Linked DNA regions of Mus musculus: all the other regions are linked to region 3. The links are chromatin loops, found by intact Hi-C in ENCODE. Cell type or tissue: heart. All regions are shown on one strand.

Evidence for each region. Peaks named below come from ENCODE experiments on the same cell type or tissue, not always from the same donor. Only the 100,000 strongest peaks of a DNase experiment are listed, where the experiment ranks them.
Region 1: a loop joins it to region 3, with 2.2 times the contacts of the local background. A loop is called at or near these places in 4 of 42 quality-filtered maps.
Region 2: it touches region 3 in a loop (2.4-fold over the local background); 3 of 42 quality-filtered maps call a loop at or near these places.
Region 4: it touches region 3 in a loop (2.5-fold over the local background); 6 of 42 quality-filtered maps call a loop at or near these places.

The regions. Positions count from the first base shown.
Region 1 is chr5:52,135,398-52,140,397 of GRCm38, reverse strand. Gm40302 (a long non-coding RNA gene) reads right to left here. Exons shown (of 3, transcript XR_868417.3): 3 at 1-5,000. Mir6417 (microRNA 6417) reads left to right here and starts at 4,381; the gene lies at 4,381-4,496. In heart, no CTCF peak of the experiment used is centred here; no DNase peak of the experiment used is centred here.
Region 2 is chr5:52,819,624-52,824,623 of GRCm38, reverse strand. Zcchc4 (zinc finger, CCHC domain containing 4) reads right to left here. Exons shown (of 13, transcript NM_001308144.1): 13 at 1-1,006. The coding sequence ends at 937. Among named protein-coding and RNA genes, the nearest start is that of Anapc4, 12 kb to the left of the region's middle. In heart, a CTCF peak has its summit at 2,712 (motif pointing right); no DNase peak of the experiment used is centred here.
Region 3 is chr5:52,188,407-52,193,406 of GRCm38, reverse strand. Dhx15 (DEAH (Asp-Glu-Ala-His) box polypeptide 15) reads left to right here and starts at 2,861. Exons shown (of 14, transcript NM_007839.3): 1 at 2,861-3,127. The coding sequence starts at 3,057. It overlaps 9230114K14Rik (RIKEN cDNA 9230114K14 gene), which reads right to left and starts at 2,726. Exons shown (of 4, transcript NR_015537.2): 1 at 2,470-2,726; 2 at 1-489. In heart, a CTCF peak has its summit at 2,532; DNase peaks (open chromatin) are centred at 2,816 and 3,376; H3K4me3 peaks cover 3,136 bases; H3K27ac peaks cover 1,959 bases.
Region 4 is chr5:52,468,632-52,473,631 of GRCm38, reverse strand. It overlaps Ccdc149 (coiled-coil domain containing 149), which reads left to right and starts at 2,054. Exons shown (of 13, transcript NM_001379231.1): 1 at 2,054-2,281. The coding sequence starts at 2,234. In heart, no CTCF peak of the experiment used is centred here; DNase peaks (open chromatin) are centred at 1,971 and 2,481; H3K4me3 peaks cover 1,297 bases; H3K27ac peaks cover 987 bases.

The sequences.
Region 1 (5,000 bases), 53 kb after region 3:
TGAAGGAATGCAGGTCCACCGACAGTCTGTCAGGACCTCCAGTAATAAGCGTGTGCTTGATCTGCCTGCAGCAATAGCAGACTACACAATGCATGACATGCTTCTGTAGAAGTGGTTGGTCACTGTGACAGCCCCGGCTAGTTACCTCTCCCTGAGAAGCCAACCTCTCATAACCACGTGCTCAGAGGTCTGCTTCAAATCCTGCACCACTACAGCATAGAGCATGCTCCTTCATTTCCTGTTATGTTGCTCACTGGCCACATAACATAACCTGACATTACTTTAAGAGTGTCCTTTACTGTGTAACTTAAATATTCATTCATCGCGTGTGTGTGTGTGTGTGTGTGTGTGTGTGTGTGTGTGTGTGTGTGTGTGTATTCCAAAGTGTGCATATGGCAGTCAGAGGACAACCTATGAAAGTGGGTTACAGGGATTGAACTCAGACATCAGACTTGACAGCAAAGTGCCTTTACCTGCTGAGCCATCTCTCCAGCCCCAAAAAGCCTCTGTTTTGATTTCCACGTGAGATCAGGGGCTTAGCACAACTCACTTTTCCCTAGCACAGAGTGAGGACCCATTAAGTCATCGTTGAAAGAGGGAAAGGAAGGAAGCAGCATGCTCTCGTAAGGATCTTCCCTCTTAAGGGCTTCCTAAGTGATGTTCCCACTTTACCTGTGTCCTTACAGTATAGTTCATATACTTTAACCCCTAAAATCTTTCACTATAAAGATGATACTGCTTCAATTGTGGGCTTCTTCAAACACTGCAGATTCTCAGCAACACCTTGGTGTTCATTTGACACAATATATGACCAAAAAAAAAAAAAAAAGATGCCGTAGGCTGGGCCAGCAGCTTTATAAAACCACAGTTACAGGGATTTAAGCTGCTATTGCTGGCCAGGAGCAAAGGGGAATGGGTTCCCAGTAGGTCCCCCCAGGGCTTCCCTAAGCCATGCTGCCCAGTAAGGTTGGATCTTAATTCACCACCTGAGGTTTACAGAGAAACTGGAGCTACGTGGGAGTTATTAGGTTAACCAGTTCCCTGCCTTGCCCATGTGAGCCAAAACCAATCTCAGTGGTGATGTGGTAGCTGGCTCCTGAAACACGGATTTTTTTTCTGAACCCTGGTTTCCCAGACAAGGGACTTGACATGCTTTTTGATGTGGTTGGGTTAGAAATCCTGACTCTGGCATCAGTGCAAAGGCTGACAGGTAACTAGTGACTTTATGACCTTTTTAAATCTGATAGTGCAACCCCTGCCTTAGGCTATTCCTGGATAGTCGGGGTTGCCTGAAGTTAATGGCTCACGGAACAGCCTTGAGCCAGTAAGGAAAGAAGTGGCCAAAGGCTCTCCTTCAGCTGAGTTACACTGTGTCCCCAGCCGCCTGACGCTCCAGTTCGTAAGGCCCTCTGATTGGCTACCTTCCAGGTATCTCACAATACCTGTTTGCTCACATGAGCACTGGGAAGAGAAAGTACAGTACCCACCACAGATGTGTCTCTAGTAACATAACCATCGACTGGATAGTTTAAAAACAGCAGTGTTGTTACCACAGTTCCAGATGTGAGAACCCTAAGATCAAGGCACTCAGTGTCGGGTGGGGCCGTTGTTGCCTTGTTTACAGATGTCATCTTGTGAAGTTGTTGCCTTGTTTACAGATGTCATCTCGTGAAGTTGCTGTGTCTTCGAGTGATAGAAGGGGTGAACTACTCTCTAGTCTTCTCAAGGTCCTAACCCTCTCTTAAGTGTTCCAGAACTCAGCCATTTGCTTTTACTATAGTAAGCTCAGGAAATCTTTCACATATTGTAGAAGTTCTTTCAGAATGCTCCATTCCATCCATACTGTAACTTGAAATGCGTATCTGAAGATGACAGGAAGCAAGCCCTCATTCGGATAGACTGGAGGGATGCGGACGGATGCGCTGGCTCAGTAGCTGCTCTTGTGTCTGCTCGTCCCGAGTACATGCAAGCCAGGCTCCTTGCTGGCCTAAGTTTCTATTTGTCTTCTAGGTGTGCTGGTTAACATGCTCTGTCCTGTGTAAGCCACGCCCTTAAGTGATTCACCAACTGTGGCCTGCAAGAGGAAGTTAAACATACTTGCAGAACTAATCCAAGAATCTTTAACCTCCAACGCTTTGTTTTTCTGGCCCATGCCAAAGCCTACAGCATGTTCTTTTAAGCAACCTCCGTCTCTCCAGGCATGCCAGGACGTTCCTCTCCGTTTTTATAGGAACATGGACTGCTTTTCACACTTGTTTTTAAATAGGTTTCATAACATGTAATGCAACTGTAAAATCGAAGAAGTAGAATTAATGCTTCCTGTAGACAGACGTCTTCTAATCTTGTTGTGTATCTGTGTGTTTTCGGAATTGGAATTTGTGTCCACTTCATAGGGTTCAGGTGTCTGCTGTAGGATGGAGTAAACCAGCCTTGACAGCTTTCCTAAGCAGGAAACTCACTAGGTGGCCATCTGGGGGCATAGTCAAGTGGAGCTTCCAGCATGTCACCAGCTGTGGGCATCCTCAAATGGTCCGTGGGTAATAAATAAGCTGCCTAGTTGGGGAAAGAACAAAACAAAACAAAAAAACCTACCGTATTATGTTTAAAGAGGCAGGGAAGGGCCCCGAATCAGCTGCCTTGTTCCTGTTGTAAGCCACTGAAGGACAGAAAATGACAAGGTGAGAGGTAGTGTATCTGCCCCAGCAGGCGGGAAGGACCCTACTTCCCCGCAGTCATGGGCATGAGACATAGGCTCTCGGCCCTCATAGCATCACAGAAAACGACAGGTGGGAGTGGAAGTGGGTACCACCCGGAGGAGATGCAGTTCTAGATTGGGGCTCATTGAAGGCAGGCCCGGTATTGCTGATTATCCATCTGTGTCCAGTGCCTGGCAAATTGTCCTTACCCTGCGAAGACTGTGGAAGGGATTCAATTCTAAGTATGAAGTGCACTCCTTATGAGCAACAGAGTGTTGAGAAACAGTGATTGAAAGTACAGTAATAGCTGCGCACGGTGGTGCTCACCGTTAATACCAACTGGTGCATCTTTCTCAATGTTTGAGGCCAACCTGGTCTATACAGCAAGTTCTAGGTCAGGGCTGCATAGTGAGACCCTGTCTCAAAAATTTCCACATCACAACAGGATTCTTTCCACCCATTTTCCCGGGAGCTGGTGGATGGTCGAGTACTGGTAGGTGGGTATGATGTAGTGGCTGGAGTGTTAGCCCAGCTTACATGAGAGGGGCCCTGGATTCGATTCCCAGTACTGCCTACAGTGAGGTGGAGGCACCCAGGCACTGCAGAGGTGTGAGTTGGGACTTCAAGCTTGAAGCTTGGGCTACTTTTGACCCTGTTGCTCAAACAGGGAAAGAAACAACAGCAACTCATTCAGCCAGTGTGTGAAGCCACTTCTGAGACTGGTCCGACTCTGGGGATCAGGTGGCCTTGAACTTGGGTTATAAATACTGGTAGAACCAGTGGCATTTGGTAGAATTCACAGACACTGAAACTTTCAAACTAGCTCATTGTGTTTGTAGGCAGGAAAAATGGTGGTACTTACTAGAAGTACTTTCTGATCGCAATTGTTCGTTGCACCAACATTTTCCACAACTTTGTGTGATCCACTGTACTTGGCTTCCCTAAGGGGTCAGCACTAAAGTTTCCCACCCTGCCTGCCTGCCCCCAGTGCTGAGCACACCACACACAGCCCCTGAGCACGACTGTTGTGATAGAAGCTCCAAGGTTTGCATCCTGTCGGGTCCTTTCCACTTCTTTTGCTGCACCAGTATCCCGAAGCTACAGAGCTAATTCCTTACGCAAACCTGTTGAGTTTAGTTTTTCTGCACCTAGAGTAAACTCTGTTGCTTTGACTATTTCCTCAGAGGTAGTAAAATAAACCAGATAATGAAAGCAACACTAGCTGTGTGGAATTTTGGTTTCTTTAAAAAAAAAAAAAAAAGAAAAACAAAAACAATACTATAAAAATACATTTTCATTTTCATCCCAGGTGTGGGATACGGGGCTGCTTCAGATTGTCCACATTAGCTGACTATGATTTGCCTCGTGCTCTTGTTGGGGAGGGGCTGTCAGTCAGTTTTGCCAGCTGCAGATAGTTTCTGCGATTGTGTGACAATTGGAATTCTGGGGACTCCTCAAAGGGTATATAAATTTTAGGGCCCCCAGAGGTGGGGTGGGTTAAGTAGTCAGGTGCAAAGAAGAAACAACTACAAATGAGATAATCTGACAGCGAAGAACACACTGGACACCATTAACCAGCAGGAAGTCGTCCAGTCTCTGACTTACTTAGGGATCTTTTCTTTCCTCGCTGTCCTTTCTCTTATCTAGTGTTAGAGGGTTGAAAGGGTGGAAGCGAAGATGGAGAACGGTAAAAGAAGAACCCACCGAGTAGCAAACGACAGCTAGCCACATAGCTGTGTCTGTGAGACAGGGTTGTGTGCTGCTGTGATTGTCCGCTGTGTGTACTAGTTCCTCCGCTGAGTGTGAGCTTGCAGATCCGTCAACTCCCAATGCCCGCAATCCAACTAATACTCGGGCTTCAAAAATGTCCCAGAAAGAGAGAGACTTCCCCTACTCCCCACCCCACTGGGCAAAAGAAACTGCTCTGTAATTTCATCCCATTTGGTTAGCTATTCCTAGCTGCTAGTTCGTCAGGAATGCACTTACTTCAGTAGATTCTGGCTGAGACGGGGTATGCCCATCCCAGTGCCAAGCTTTCTGACAATGATGAACAACAGAAGTACATTTTACACCCGGCTGCCCACAGTACAGTCATGCACAAGTAGATCTAGAAAACAGAACCCACGTTTCAAAGACTACTGTGCTCTCTGTGTGGTGTGAAGTACCCAGTGGTTGAGCCTGACTCGTTGAAAATGTGTCTCTCATCTCACAACTGGATTGAGAATTGTGGTCTAGAAAATTCCAGGTTCCTATCCCAGGTATCTCGGCTCTCTATAGCTTCTGCAAAGGAGGCATTGCCACGGT
Region 2 (5,000 bases), 630 kb before region 3:
TTTATCTTTACAGCGTTTCAATAACAATTTCCCCCACCATCTCTAGATCCAATCCATAAATATTATGTATGATACTTTTTGTTAAAAGAGTCTTAGTGCGTCCAACTTTTTTTTGTTTTGTTTTTGTTTTTACGAGACAGGGTTTCTCTGTGTAGTCCTGGCTGTCCTGGAACTCACTCTGTAGACCAGGCTGACCTCAAACTCAGAAATCGACCTGCCTCTTCCACCCAAGTGCTGGGATTAAAGGCGTGCGCCACCACTGGCCGGCTGTGCCCAACTTTTGACACTGCAACACGACATCATCTACAATGTTCCTACTCAAGGTCTGTGAGAACAAGTCATGACCAAAATCTCACAAAAAGCCTCACAATGTATTAAGTGTGCTTATGATTGGCCACATTCATAGCTATCCTGGGGCACATGTGGCCGATGGGCTATGGACCAGATGTGCTTTAATGTATGACTTGGTCATTTAACAAGAGTTTCATACCTAAAGTGAAACAAAAGCTCAACGCACACGAGGTAAGCAGGTAAGCGGTAGACTTTCATTTGCATTTCTATCCGGTATCGAAGTAAACAGGTACTGAACATCCGTCAGTTTCTCAGTCAAAAGAGGCCAAAATAAACACTGGTGAGGCGTTAAAGGGTGGAAAAGCGTGGAGAGAGAGCCAGGCAACCTGCTGCCTACAGAAGGCTCCCCGGTCTGCAGAGGCAGCTGAAGGGACATAGCCAGCAAATGCCACCTGCCCATTACCAGGCTTAGGAAGGGGCACACCTTTGAAAGCAGCTGGATTTAAGTCCATGTGGCACGCGGAGAAAATGGCATCAAAGGTTGGACTATAAATCTTGCTTATTCTCAAGTCACTGGACATTTAGGAGTGAGGATATTGATGGCCCCTTCCCTCCTCTTCCTTCTTCTTGGAGCAGATGTGTGATTCATGGATTGTCCTTTAGTGCCTCCCTTCTTATCTTATTACGTTTTCTTTGCTTCTGCTTTCTGACAGCTCTGAAAAGCAAGGTGCTAAATTATTTTATGGAATGAGCACAGTGAATTATGTAATTATGCTGAAGTTTAATTAACTGGCTATCCAAATAGGAAAATAGAAGACATGAAAGAATTTACTGTGGGGCTAGCATAAATCCCCAGTGTCCTAACCATGACAACAAGGAAAGAGATGGGCCTGATCACACAAAAGACATTTCCGAAGACATTTCTTTAAAAGATGGTTACTACATTTAGAACAAGCTATTCGGGACAGACACGCCACACGAGTGAGCAGCCACCCCAATGGGCTTGTCTCTTTGCTACATTTATACTGCTCAACTCAGCACTTCCATTTCCAAGTCCCTGAATTACATTTTTTTTTTTTAAGAAAGGGATTAATACATGCGGCAGTCAGCAGGGGCAGAGAAATGAAACTGCACAACAAGTAAAGGAAAACTGACCACATTGCAGAGGCCCTTTCCTAAAGCCTCGAAGCTAATCTCCCTTCCCCTCGCAGGTGTAAAAGTGCCAGCTAGCACCTCAAGGGATGCCTGACTTCTGTGTCCCAAGCTTCCTGAAAGCAAGCTGTTCTAAAGGAACAGGCTGGAACAGTCAGGCCCCGCTGCAACCTGCCACGGCGGACAGAACAGATCCTCTGCTCTGCTGCTCTCACCACCAAGATGCTGCTGCCCGTGATGGCGAGAGTCCTGACTACTTACTCACTTCTCCACACTAGCAGAACCATGCCACTTGCCCTATCGAGGACTGTGCTGGTGCACACACTGTGCCCCTGGGCATAGCTGGCAAAGGCTCTGACTACCAAGCAGCATTAGTTGTTGAGAGTCAGAAGCCATGGCTCCTGTGAGCCAAACTAAGCTAGGCCCTCACTTCTTGATCCTCCAGGAAGACACCTGGGAAAGGCCACGGTGAACAGCAGACTCTTTCTGTTCCTTTAGCATAGGTTGTATTGGGTGCTGAAATACACAAGAGCGGGCATGGCCTTGAAATTCAAGGAACTAGGAAACTACACTAGGTAAATGTTTCTCTGCTTTTTGGGTTTTTTTTTTTTTTTCAGGTAAAAAAACCTCGAGGCTCTGAAGTCCTAAATTCACCCAAGTAGAGAGTGGCAGGGCCTGACTCTAGAGTCTGTGTTCCGCCTCATCTGATAATAACTACCCAACTAGTAAAACGGCAGCCCTGCAGGACCATCCATGAACACCAGTTAGTTGAAGTTTTACTTGGCCACTCAGCAGAACTCTAATGATTTATATCTTCCATATTTTGTGCTATGGACTAAGAATACCCACCAGCTCAAAATAAAAGTCACTTTATATTGTTTGTGTGTTACAGAAACCTCCTCTCTCAACCAGTCATTTCCTTAAAGTAGGAAAGCTTCTTGGTAAGTAAGGATTTAGAAACTCTAATGGAGTAAAGTATAATCTCTAATAGAAAAGTCAATGAAGCCTTGTTGAGAAATTTTAAATTTCTCTTTGGTTCATCTATTCATAAGCAGGATTGAAAATAAACCAGATTTCACTAGGGAATAAGCAGAAGGAAAGAATCTAAGAAGCATTCCATTGTAATGTATATAAACAAAGCCTTCAAGAGCAAAGTGTGAACTGGGGTACTCTGGCTGAGTAAAATTACTCATTTTAGTTTGCCTTAAAATTACACTGACCTAGTATTTGTCCTCTACCCTTCGGATTTATATAACTGACAGAATGAGCTTCACCACAAGAGGGAGCCAGCACCATTCCAGTTCACATCTGAGGGAAAAATTAACCATGGAAAAACAAACTACAAAAGACAGCTGTAAAATGCTAGGACTGAAGGATATGGCACGCCACGGTATGCTCAAATATCTTTAAAGTACTGCCATTTATAAAGAAGGGGCTTTTTTTTTTCAGGGCTGGAGAGGTTGATGCTCTTGCAGAGAGCCTGGGCCTGATTCCCAGCACCCATGTGGCAACTGTGACTATCTGTGACTCTAGTTCCAGGGCATCTTCTGGCCTCTGCAGACATCAGGCAGGGACATGATCACATACATGATAGGTACAGGCAAAGCACTCATACATATAAAATAAAAAAAAATAAATTTCTTAAAATATTTTTGTCAATTTCATTATGCAGATGTGTGTGTTTCTGGGAGTTATTTTGGGGTTTGTTTGTTTGTTTGTTTTAGAGAGGAGTAACTGAGAAAAGGAGAGTCCTCTGGCTGAAGAAGGCAACACTACCTGAGGATTGTAGGCAGACTGTACCACAAAGGATTTGCTCTTAAAGTTGACAAAATCCAATACTGGAAGTCAGTCTCTGCTCCCCACCCCTGAAACAGAATGTCACTAACACTCCAACAAAAGACTAGCTTAAAAAAAAGTTCTAGCAGGGCGTCACGACACCATAGCCCTGGCTAACCAGGAACTCTGCCCACCACTGCTTCCCCGGTGCTGGGATTTAAGGCAGGCACCACAACACCAAGCTAGACTTGCTTTTTTCAACAGCAAACATACACAGAGCTTATTGAGAGAGCCTATAGTCCATTAGTAAACACCACTCCAGTGTGGCAGCACAGGCCTGTGAGCCCAGCGTGTGGGGAAACTCAATTTCCAGGCCAGCCTGAGCCACAGAGCAAAACTGTCTTAAAACCAAAACTCACACCAATATGAAGATTCAATTTTCAGCTGGGCGTGGTGGTGCACGCTTTTAATCCCAGCATTTGGGAGGCAGAAGCAGGTGGATTTCTGAGTTCGAGACCAGCCTGGTCTACAGAGTGAGTTCCAGGACAGCCAGGGCTACACAGAGAAACCCTGTCTCGAAAAGCCAGCAGGAGATTCAATTTTCATATACATTAATTCACAGAATTAAAGGCTGAGCATGTTAACTCCTGACTGTACTCAAAATTGCACTGTAAATGATGCAACCATCCTAGACCAATAGGTAGATGGGCTGTGTTTTGTTATTGGAGGCTTCTAAGGGGAAAATTATAAAATGCATTTAATTAATTTTTAAAATTTATTCTTCTACCTTGAACTACTCAGTAGAAATAATTACAAAGTAAATTTATGAAAAACAAAACCAAAAACTCAGTCTAAATAGGAAACATAGCTCAAGAGCTGGTCCTTAATGGAAAATGTCCTACTGGATTTAAACAAACAGATAAATAAGGCAGACAATACCTATAATACCATCATAGCAGCTGAAGCTTCAAAAACCTCTCGTAGTAGCTGTTCATTTCATCACAAAATAAGATGATTAGGAAATTGTTTACCATAATCTCAATTTTCACATAATGTTAAATTTAGCTATTTAGTAATCTGTAGGTAGTGTGTAATACCAAGGTTCTATTTTTGTTTTATAATTTAAATCACTGAAACAAGAAGACATGATCCCTAACATTTTTTTAAAAAAGGTGTGTTCAGGGGCTAGAGAGATGTCAGTGGTTTAGAGGCCGGGTTGATCTTCCAGAGGACCCAGGTTCACTGCCAGCACCTTCATGAAAGCTCGAAACTGTCTGTAGCTCCAGTTCCAGGGGATCCGATAGCCCTTTGTGAGCTCCTCAGACATCAGGCACTCAGGATGCCCAGACATCCATGCAGGCAGGTCACCCACACACAGTTAAAGGGGGCTGCTGGGCTGCTCTCTTCCATTAGCCCAGTTGGTCCTTTTTCCTAAAATTGCTATAATCACGGGACTCAGTTTACTCTGAGTTTTACTGTGCGTTATCAATGAAAAATGTTAGTGTAGGAGATGTGAAAACCATCATGAAAAAGAATAACATTTTAAATATTTAAGTAAAAAAGCATGTGTAAATGCTGACAGAATTTACAGAACTAACTAGTACTAACATAAATAAGGTGTACTTCAAATCTTATGGCTGGTTCGCTCAGCTCATTTTAATTTGGCTCAGAGTTCTAGGGGCAGCGTTTGAATCCCACATTAACCTGTGACGCTTCCAGTTATAAGGCAACAAATTCAGCCCTTTTCTGCTTTGGAATTTCTGCTTTGCTGCTATAAAACG
Region 3 (5,000 bases):
TTCTCACCACCCCAGTCCTCTGTAGATGGCATTCTTAGGACTTGTCTTCACAAAGCAGCTTTCCACGCTGTTAAATGCTGTTTCTCTCCTTCCAGAAAGTTCATGAAGGCAGAAAACATGGCTGTCCTGTTTTGTTATTGTTGTTGTTTTTTGGTTTTTGGTTTTTCCCCGGGTTCTCTAGCACTTAACTTAATGCCAGACATAGACTTAAAAATATCCATTGAATGAATAAATTAAAGATTGGTTGGTGGATAGTCTTGATGTCAACTTGACTGTATCTGAAATCAATTCAAAGCCAAGCAGCTGGGTGTACCTGTGAGCATTTTCTTTTTCTTTCTTTTTTTCTGAGACAGGTCTCATGATGTAGTTCTGGCCATCCCAGAACTCACTAAGTAGACCAGGAGGGCCTGGAACTGACATCCACCCACCTGCTTCTGTGTCCTGAGTGCTGGAATTAAAGGTGTTCTTCCACCTTCTTGGTGGCAGCCCCTATAAAAAGAAGAACGAAGGCTTTGTTCTTTTCCTGCTTGTCTTCACGTTCACTGGCCAGTTCATCTGTCCTGCTGCCAGGGTATTCCTTCCTGGGTTTTAGAACCTATCTTTTGGGATTAACCCCCCCACCCCCCCACCCCCCCCCACCACATACACACATAGACCAAAGATCAGCTGAGACATTCAGCCTCATGGACGGAACAAGTACCGGATTCTTGGCATTTCTGTTGGATGACAGTGACTAGCTAGAACATGATCTATAATTCACTTTAATAAATTCCCATGTGTGTGTGTATACATACATATGTATTTTCATTCCCATATATAGGACCCTGACTAATGCAATTAAGTAATAACAGTATAGAGTAGTAGTTATCTCCTCTAGTTTGGACCATGTCTTAGGATTTTACTGCTGTGAACAGACACCCTGACCAAGGCAACTCTTATAAGGACAACATTTAACTGGGGCTGGCTTACAGGTTCAGAGGTTCAGTCAATTATCATCAAGGCGGGAACATGGCAGCATCCAGGCAGGCATGGGGCAAGAGGAGCTAAGAGTTCTATATCCTCATTTGAAGGCTGCTAGCAGACTACTGGCTTTCAGGCAGCTGGGATGAGGGTCTTAACACCCACACCCACAGTGACACACCGACTCCAACAGGGCCACACCTTCTAAACCACTCCCCAAGCCAAGCATATAAAAACCATCACATCCTCATTAGCCTATATCGGAGAGGTAACTTGCATGAGCTCATCACAGGAATGACCCATTAATACACATTTTGGAGGGAAGAGGATGATCATGGGGGTTTACAAGGCTCAAGACTCTGCACAAGAACTTCAAGAGGACCCTCCTGTCTAGGAACTATAACAAGGAATACAACTGACAGGGGTGGAATTCTTCAGTAATGTAGGTACCTGAAAGATGCTCACAGGACTTTTCAGTGGCTCGTGTGTGTGTGTGTGTGTGTGTGTGTGTGCGCTCGAGTGCATGTGGGGGGGGGGGGAGGAGGGGGGAGAGGGAAGGAGTGAGGGAGGGAGAAAGACAGAGAGAGTCACTATATAGTTCTGGCTGTCCTGGAACTCACTACGTAAAACAAACTGACTCTGAACTCATAGAAATCTGCTTGGCTCTGCCCTCAGGAGTGCTGGGATTAAAGGTACTCACTACCATATCTAGCCTAACAGGTTGTCAATGTACATTTAGACAGTTGTGTTGGATATTGTGAAAGTTACAATATCATCTGTTGTGTTTCTGTTGTATTTAATCTTAGAGATTATCCTTCTGAGAATTTTCGAGGGACTAGAGCCAAGGAGCAGCAAAGGAGAGTCTTGACATGAAGTGATACCCTGTATTTGGGCTGATCCTTAGACCTCTTTCGCCCACACTTCTGGAAATGAATGTAATTGAGTATGCACAATGGCTGAAGGGAGAAAGATACACAACCTCTTAAGTGTCACCTTGCCTCAACAACTTGCCATTACAGTGGAGTCTTAATGGATGAGCTATTTGTTGATTTCCTTCAGTCCAGGTAACCATGTCTATAAAATGTCTTTCAGGGTTCACTCTACTAAGGAGCACAGCAACTAGGCATGCTGGGGCACGCCTTTAGTCCCAGCACTGGGAGGCAGAGACAGCCTAACCTCTGAATTCCAGGCTAGCCTCTTCTACAGAGCTTGTTTGTGGACAGCCAGAGCCACACAGAGAAACCCTGTCTCAAAAAACCAAACCAAACCAAACCAAACGAGGACAGAGATAGGGCTAATGTCTCTGAGTGCCTAATATGCACTCATATACACACAAACGGAGCAAGATTAGGGCAGAGGATTGGAGGCAAAATACAGTGCCCAGTGCGATTACCTCCAATTTTCTGAACCCTATACAAAACACCTATACCTTGAACAAATAGATGTTATCTGTTCTGGGGTGAATGGACAAAACGAGTCACAGTAATTAAAGTTAACATTTTTTCTCACCGCTACAGGGCATCTGGCGCAACAACTGCAAATTCTCGTTCTGGAGTTATAAATTGTGTCCTGCTTTGCCACTTGCCAGCTGTGTGATCTTGTTTTTCTTATCCTTCCTGAGCTTCATACCCTAAAAGCAAAAAGTATATACACAGCTGGATAGATTTCCTAAACAGGACTAGGCTTTTTCAACTTTCCCAACGAACTCCAGGCGGCAAGTGACAGCTTGAGGCGCGTTTCGGTCCTTAGCAGCAGCTCAGATCAGCTCTCAGAGAGACGCGAGGGGAAAGGGAGGAGCCCGCGGGAACTCAGAGCCATTTCAGCCAATCGCACAGCGGGCGGGACGGGAGTTCCCGCCTCCGGACGGCGTGCGCGCGCACCACGCCGGCACGCCCGCCGCGGAGGCGCGCACGCAGGCCCTGCCCTCGTCGCGGCCGCCATTTTAGCTCCTGGTTCGGGCCGCACGGAGCGGGCTGTGGTGGCGGGAGGGGTGGGGGTCCCCGCGAGTTGAGCCGCGGGCCTCTTGTGCGTGGATCCGGCTGCCGGAGTCTCTCTTCTTCCCTCCTTCCTAAGCGTCCGCTTCTGGGAGTGCGAGGATGTCCAAGAGGCATCGGTTGGACCTGGGGGAGGATTACCCCTCCGGCAAGAAGCGTGCGGGGACCGATGGGTAAGCCAGGCCGGGGCGCGCAGTCGCGGCTCGGGCTTTGTTGGATGGTGGCGGGGAGCAGGCCCGGCTGCCGAGCCTTTGTCTGCCGTCGGCCGGCTGGGGCGCGTGCCGAGTGTGTGCGGCCGGGGCGAGCGGCCTGTGGCGGCCACGAGGCCGCGGAACGGCGGGCGTGCGGAGCGGGCCGCGAGGCCTCGGTGCTCGCGTGAGGCCCGCAGCCGGAACCGGATGGCCAAGGGCACTGCCCCCGTGGGCGGCGGCGGGCGCTGTCTGTTTTGGGGGAGGATAGAGGCGAGCCGACCTCGGGGCGCACTGTTTGGCGGGAGACGAAGGGCCTTCTTCCATTGAGGCACTTCAGGAGAGGCCGTTGCCAACTTCCGCCCTCTGCCTGCCCTCCCGCCATCTCCTTTATTTCCTGCTTTGCTTAAAAGCCGGCTTTGCTTTTAAGTAGCATCACTGGGGTAGGCCTGTGAAAACACGTATTTCCCCCTCCGCTCTGGAAGTTATTTCTATCTCCTCCCCACTTTGGACGCACTTTTCAAAAAAGTGATCTTAAGCGTGTTTGAACAAACAACACCCACGTGCAGATTGAGAAAGGCTTACACCGATTCCTGGTCTGGCATTTTAGTTCCTTTTCTTAGACTTTTCGCAAAGACAGGGCATTTAGCAAGTAAGCAGTTGTATTATCATTTTCCAGTCTTTTCTTTCACAGTTCATACTTAAAATGTACTTTTGTTTATATTCCTACCCTCCCATTTTAATTAGTTGTATGTTTATGCTTCGGCAGTACAGGGATCTGTTGGGTTAATTAAAAAATATATCCACGGAAGTCCAAATGTCCAAAACAGTTGTAGGATTTTATCATTTTCTTATGTCTTGTGACACCGACTCGCTGTCAAGTCAGATGTGTGGTCTCTTGAGTTTTTGTTAACGGAAAGTCCTTTGGGATTGATTTCTAACTACCAGTGTGAGAATAGGTCAGGATAGGATGCGTTCTGTCGCTCTCCTTAGGTTGAAATATTGAATACGGAAAGCAGGTTTGTTATGTTTTGATTGTGTAGGTTTTTTTTTTTAAAGCTTATAACACTAAGCATTGTAATAATAAAACATCCCAAGACAGCTGTTCTCTCAAGCAAACATTCCAAATGTTAGTAATTGAGCTCCATCAGTTCTTAGGTAGAAACAGCTCATGAATATTCTCCAAGGGAGAGCAAAGTTGCAGTGAGCTTTTTCCATAGATTATAGTGGTATGTAGAATTCTCCTTTTCTCAACAGGAAACTTAGTACTGTAGTTAGGCATCACAACCTGTCATAAATGGCATTTATATTGGATTGATAAAGTGGGGAACTTCTGTGAAGTTAAAGTTAATGTCACATTTGGCTAAGATGCAACTAATTTCTCTCCTTATAGAGGTCACATTGGGATGAACACTGAGTTTGTGCAAGCAGAGTTTTTTTGTGTGTATGTTCACGACTCAATGCTTTTATTGCAATTGGGGCTCCACATTACAGTGATTATGGTCATTTCTCTTGCAAAACATACAACATTGGCAAAATGGACTTTGCGTATATCGCGGGTAGCTTCATGTTTCCTCTGAATATTTCATATTTGTCACTAAGTACAGGAGAGTCCTTGATTTCTAGAGATTCTGCAAGGCAGTTTTTGCAGTTTCCTAAGTTTTTTGAGTACCTTTTCTTATAGAACTGGTTTTCTTTAGCAATACAGTATTTGTGCTTGGTATTTTTTTTTTTTTCCTTACTTGATTTGAAGGCACTTTTGACTGCCAGGGACTCTTTGCTTCCCTCCCTCCCCCTCTTTGCTCTTGTTTAGTGTATTTGACAGCATAGGCTTGTTCATTTTGTCACCCCAGCTGTC
Region 4 (5,000 bases), 280 kb before region 3:
TTAGTTCAGTTCCATTATGGCGGTGAATCATGGCGGTGTGCAGGCAGACTGTGGTGCAGGAGAAGGAGCTGCGACACACCCCCTCCAACAAGGCCACACCCCCTAATATTGTCATTCCTTGGTGACTAAGCATTCAAACCAATGAGTCTGTGGGGAGCATTCCTATTCAAACCACCATAAGAAGCCACCAGGCTATGGTGTCAGGCCTGGATGCTCCTTTAAGGGCAGAGAAGAGAGTTCTTTATCAACAGTGTTACTACCGTGGATACCAGTTACTGCCGGAATACAGCAAACTAGCCCCAAACACAGAGCCTCAGCCACTGCTTATTTATTGGCTGAGTCTGTGGGGCATCAAATTGGGTAGTGATAGCTGGCAGCTGGACTTACTCGTGCACCATGTCAGATGGGACCTCACACATGTGGTGCGTGGTTGGTGTCCGTCTGTCTAGGGAGTCCAGTGACATCCATTAAGCCATTCCGGGACTGCTTTCATGGAGGTGCTCACAGGTCCCCATGAGTACTATGCAAAATTAAGCCCTGCCCCCAAAGACGCTTAATGACTTGATTATTATAATACATTTGTAAACGTTGCTTGGGCAAAGCAGATCAAATGATGAAGAGCCCAGGATGAGAGATAATGGAAAGATTTTGGAAACACAGAAGAGAAGGGAAGAACAGAGCTCGGCCTTTCCCATTCTCATCATGTAGCATGCTGGGGCCAAGGCCGCTTCTCCACTTTTCAGCACCCAGCTTCCATGTCACAGAACTGACCCGCTCTCAGCAGGAACTGACAATGTAAATCCATGGTGGCCGTGAGGTTTCTACAGCTGCCAAATGGACTTACCAACTTCTCAGGCCACCTACTCCTTTATACAAGCTGAGTTTCCCCAAGTATGGAAAGCTTTCTGTTGGCAACTATGTGGGGGCGGGGATCACATAGCATTCATCTGAGGTTCCCTCTGGAGGTCTCTAGTCTTCCTTTCCCATGAAAGTTTCATGGAATTATCTTTAGAAAGTTTTTTTTTTTGAAAATTTTATACAATATATTTTAAATATTCTTATATTCTTTCCTCTTCTTCAAGACCTCCTAGGCCCCTTCTCTTCACCCCCAACTTCTTATTTTTTCTCTCTCATAAAAACCAAAACAAACAAAAGCATTTAAAAAAATCCGTGACGTTCTATTGTGTTGGCTGACTAGGACTGAACACGGGGCCTGCCTTGCCGTGTGTTTGAAATATCACTCTGTTAAGAAAACGGATTTTCCCTCTCCCAGAAGCTATCAGTTGCAAGTCGCTTCTTGGTTAGGGGTGAGACTTTGCGGCCATGTCTCTTCTCATTTTTGTGTCTGACTTGGGCTTGTGTGTGTTTTGAGAGTCCATATGAGCCCTGTTGTGCTTGCAAACTGTTTCCTCGAAGTCACCCACCATCTCTGACATCTCTTTGCAGCCTTTCCACCTCCTCTTCTACACAGAGCCCTGAATAGCACAATCTTCAGCTGGCTCCTCTCTTAACTCATGCTAAATCCCACCACCAAGCTTTTTGGCCCTATTCAGAATTTAGAGTTTTATTTTCAAACTTTGTACTTGCGTTCTAGTACGACATCAGATACTTAAAAAGAAATGTTGGTCGCTTTAAAAATCAGTATAATGTATGTACAGTATGGTGAGCTTCATTCATACGCTCGACCAAAAGATGTAGAGCATCTACTGCGTGCCAAGGTTGCTCCAATGTGTACTCAGGGGAAAGAAGGGCCCTTCCTTGGTGGAGCTTCAGTTTCAATGGTAGAGGCCTGACCTGGCAGGGGATGGCTGGATGGAGGAGTTTGGCTTCTCGACCTGGGGATGACACCCACCTGTTCGCCAGCCTCCCTCCCTCACCACAGGCCTGGGAATGCTGGAGTCTGGGGTTATGTGATGGTTCACATGCAGAGTCCCTTCCTTCCCTAGGAGACACAGCTGGTGGCCTGGGGTCCCCGGGGTGCCGCGGCTGGCACCGGCCCCGAGCCACTGTAGGGCAGTGGTTGGGGCCCGGCTCCTCCTCCCCTTCCTCCGCGGAGGCTGACGTGGAGGCAGCGGCGCGGGCAGCCGCGGGAGGCGGCGGCGCGGAGGCTCGGAGGTTCCTGGCCCTCTCCGGGCTGCGCGGGGCCGGGGTGGCGGCGGCGGCGGCGGCGACAGGAGCAGGAGGAGGAGAAGGGAGGCGGTTGTGCAGCCCGCCCGCGCACGCAGGAGGGGACATGGACGGCGATCGGACCGAGAGCGACTGGCAGGGGCTGGTGAGCGAGGTGAGGCCGGGGCTCCGGATCGGCCTCCTGAGCCGCTGCAGCAGGTCCCCAAGCCCTGTGAGCCCGGGTAGCAGGTGGCCGCGGCAGGACCTGCAGGTGCACGGTCCACCCCTCACGTTCGGGCCTGCGGGGGAGCCGCGGTCGCCCGCACCATCTGGTGCCAGGCTTTGGGGAGGGGCCTTTCGCTCGCCAGCGTTTGGCCTAGGATTGGAGAGACTGAGAAGCCCTGGGATCCGGGAGGGGAAAGAGCCAAGCCCCACCTGCCTGCCTAGTCACCACTGTTATGGAGGCAAGCGATTGGATGATTCCCGATGCTGAAAAGGTGACGCCTGAGGGACCATCCGGGCCCTTGGGTAACAACTGGGCAGGTGCAATGACTTGGAGCAGCGGTTTAAGTGAAAGAGTTTGGCATCCTTGCAATGGTTGGTTCATGCGTTCACTTACTCCACTCTCTGAGCTCCTGTTTCCCGCACCTACTATGTGCTGTGAGGTAGTGAAACCATTCATTTCTCAAAGGAAAATGAGACAGGTACAGAGGTGATGTGACCTGTGGATATAGACAACTCCACGCCCTCCCCTGTGAATGGGCCAGAAGGAAGCTTTCAGACTCTTAGGCTGCCTTCTCTCTGATCCACCCAGTTGGTTGGCTCGGGTCAGGCAGCTAGCTTCTCCAGGTGAGAGGGATCCTGATGTCTTCCTTCCCCTAGCAAGCTACCAATTCACCTCCCTCACCTGTATGGACGGCTCCTCCATTATCTAGCCACTTAACACCCAGTGTGTGTAGAGCAATGAACTCCACCACTTAGAGCCACTTAGTTTAGTTCCTTCAAACATTGGTCTAGCACTGGAAGGGGTTATGTCTCGGCCCACGGCCCAGCTCTATCTTCTCTGTCAGGTTATCTTCTCTATCAGGCTTTGTGTCAAGGAATATATCCACTGGGAATCTCATCTCTGGGCCCATCCAGAATCATCTATAGCAGTAAAAGATGATGAAGGTGGGGGTGGGTTCTCCATGGAAGTCCAGGAGTGGGTGCTGACTTAGAAGGTACGGTATTCTTGTTCAGGTAGATCTGTGTTGAGAATGGTCATTCCAAATCAAGCACACTACCTGGCCATGGGGATGCACGCCTGTGGTCCCAGCTCTTGGTAGAGGTAGAGGCAGGAGGATCAGGAGTCCAACCAAAGCCATCCTCTGCTGCATAGCGGGTTCAAAGCTCTCCCTCCAAACAAATAAACAAATAAACAATAAACAATAAACAAGAAGTTACTTACACTCTTCTGCTCTTAGAATGCAGTGGTCCCCAACTCAGGAGACACTTCAGCACCTCCTGCCTTCAGAAAACACATGATGTTTACTAGTATAGTCTGGGAAGAAAGCCACTCAATAAACAATGAAAAACATCTTGAGAAAGGGACTATAATCAAAGCTAAATTGTACCAGGTGTCCCTTCAGGGTGCCGCCCAGTGCCAGGTGTTTATTTGGACTGACCACGTTGCATGGTAGTGAGATTCTAGCTAGACTGGTTTTTAATTGGCTCTCCAAAGCCTATAATTTGAGCTCCATCTACAGAAGGTAATCGATAAAAGTTGGCTAAGTAAGCCCATGGATCCTGAAATGGGTCTTTTAAAAGTTGTCTCACCCATCCCAAAGTCTTGTTGATGTTATAACATACAAGAACCATGCAATTGTGCTATAAAGATGTATAAAATTTTCATGCCTCAGGTTCATAATTTTGCATACATTCCTAGCTATCATGGGCTACATGCTACAAAATAATGGAATTCGTTGTTTCATAGATGTATATTAAAGAGTGTGAGCATGAGCAGAATTTGCTTTCTGCCTTAGGTACTAATGTCTGTCTCTTGTCTGTGCCCTTCATGTCAGTTTTTGTATGGAAAGCCATATTTTCCTTAGCAGTTGAACCTCATTCAACAACAATTTATATAGGAATCACCTCTCAAACAGGATGGGAATCAGGGCTCAGGCAGGCCAAGGAGCATGCTCTAAGCCTCACTGCTGTTAAGTGGAGGAAACAGGACTTGAACCCTGGTCTGCCTGGTCCTAGGACCTTGCTTGGCAGTATGAGGCAGTGCTTCATATGGCTTGTCAACATCTCTCATCAATTGGTAAGCCTTCCAAGGCAGGGGCCATATTTAATCCATCTTTGGATCTGAAGCAAATGGATCAGCTTCCTCAAAACAAGGCCTGAAGATCGGAGTCATTCTGGATGCTTATGAAAGGGCAGATTTTTGGGTCTTCAATTTATTTATAGTGAATGGAATTTTCCTTACCAAACACCCACAGATATGACTGAGGTTTAGCTCCTAGTAACTATTCCTATGTTTTCTTTGGAAGTGGGGGTCTTTGTTGACATTGTGAAGTTGAGGATCTTGCAATGAGATCATCTTACATTTAGGGCGGGCCCTTAATCTAATGTCTAGAGTCTTTTTTACAGAAAGGAGAGAGAGAGGCTCGAGAAGCCAAAACACGGTGTACTGGCTAGTTTTGTGTCAACTTGACACAGCTGCAGTTATCACAGAGAAAGGAGCTTCAGTTGAGGAAATGCCTCCACAAGATCCAACTGTAAGGCATTTTCTCAACTAGTGATCAAGGGGGGAAGGCCCCTTGTGAGTGGGACCATCTCTGGACTGGTAGTCTTGGTTCTATAAGAGAGCAGGCTGAGAAAACCAGGGAAAGCAAGCCAGTAAAGAACATCCC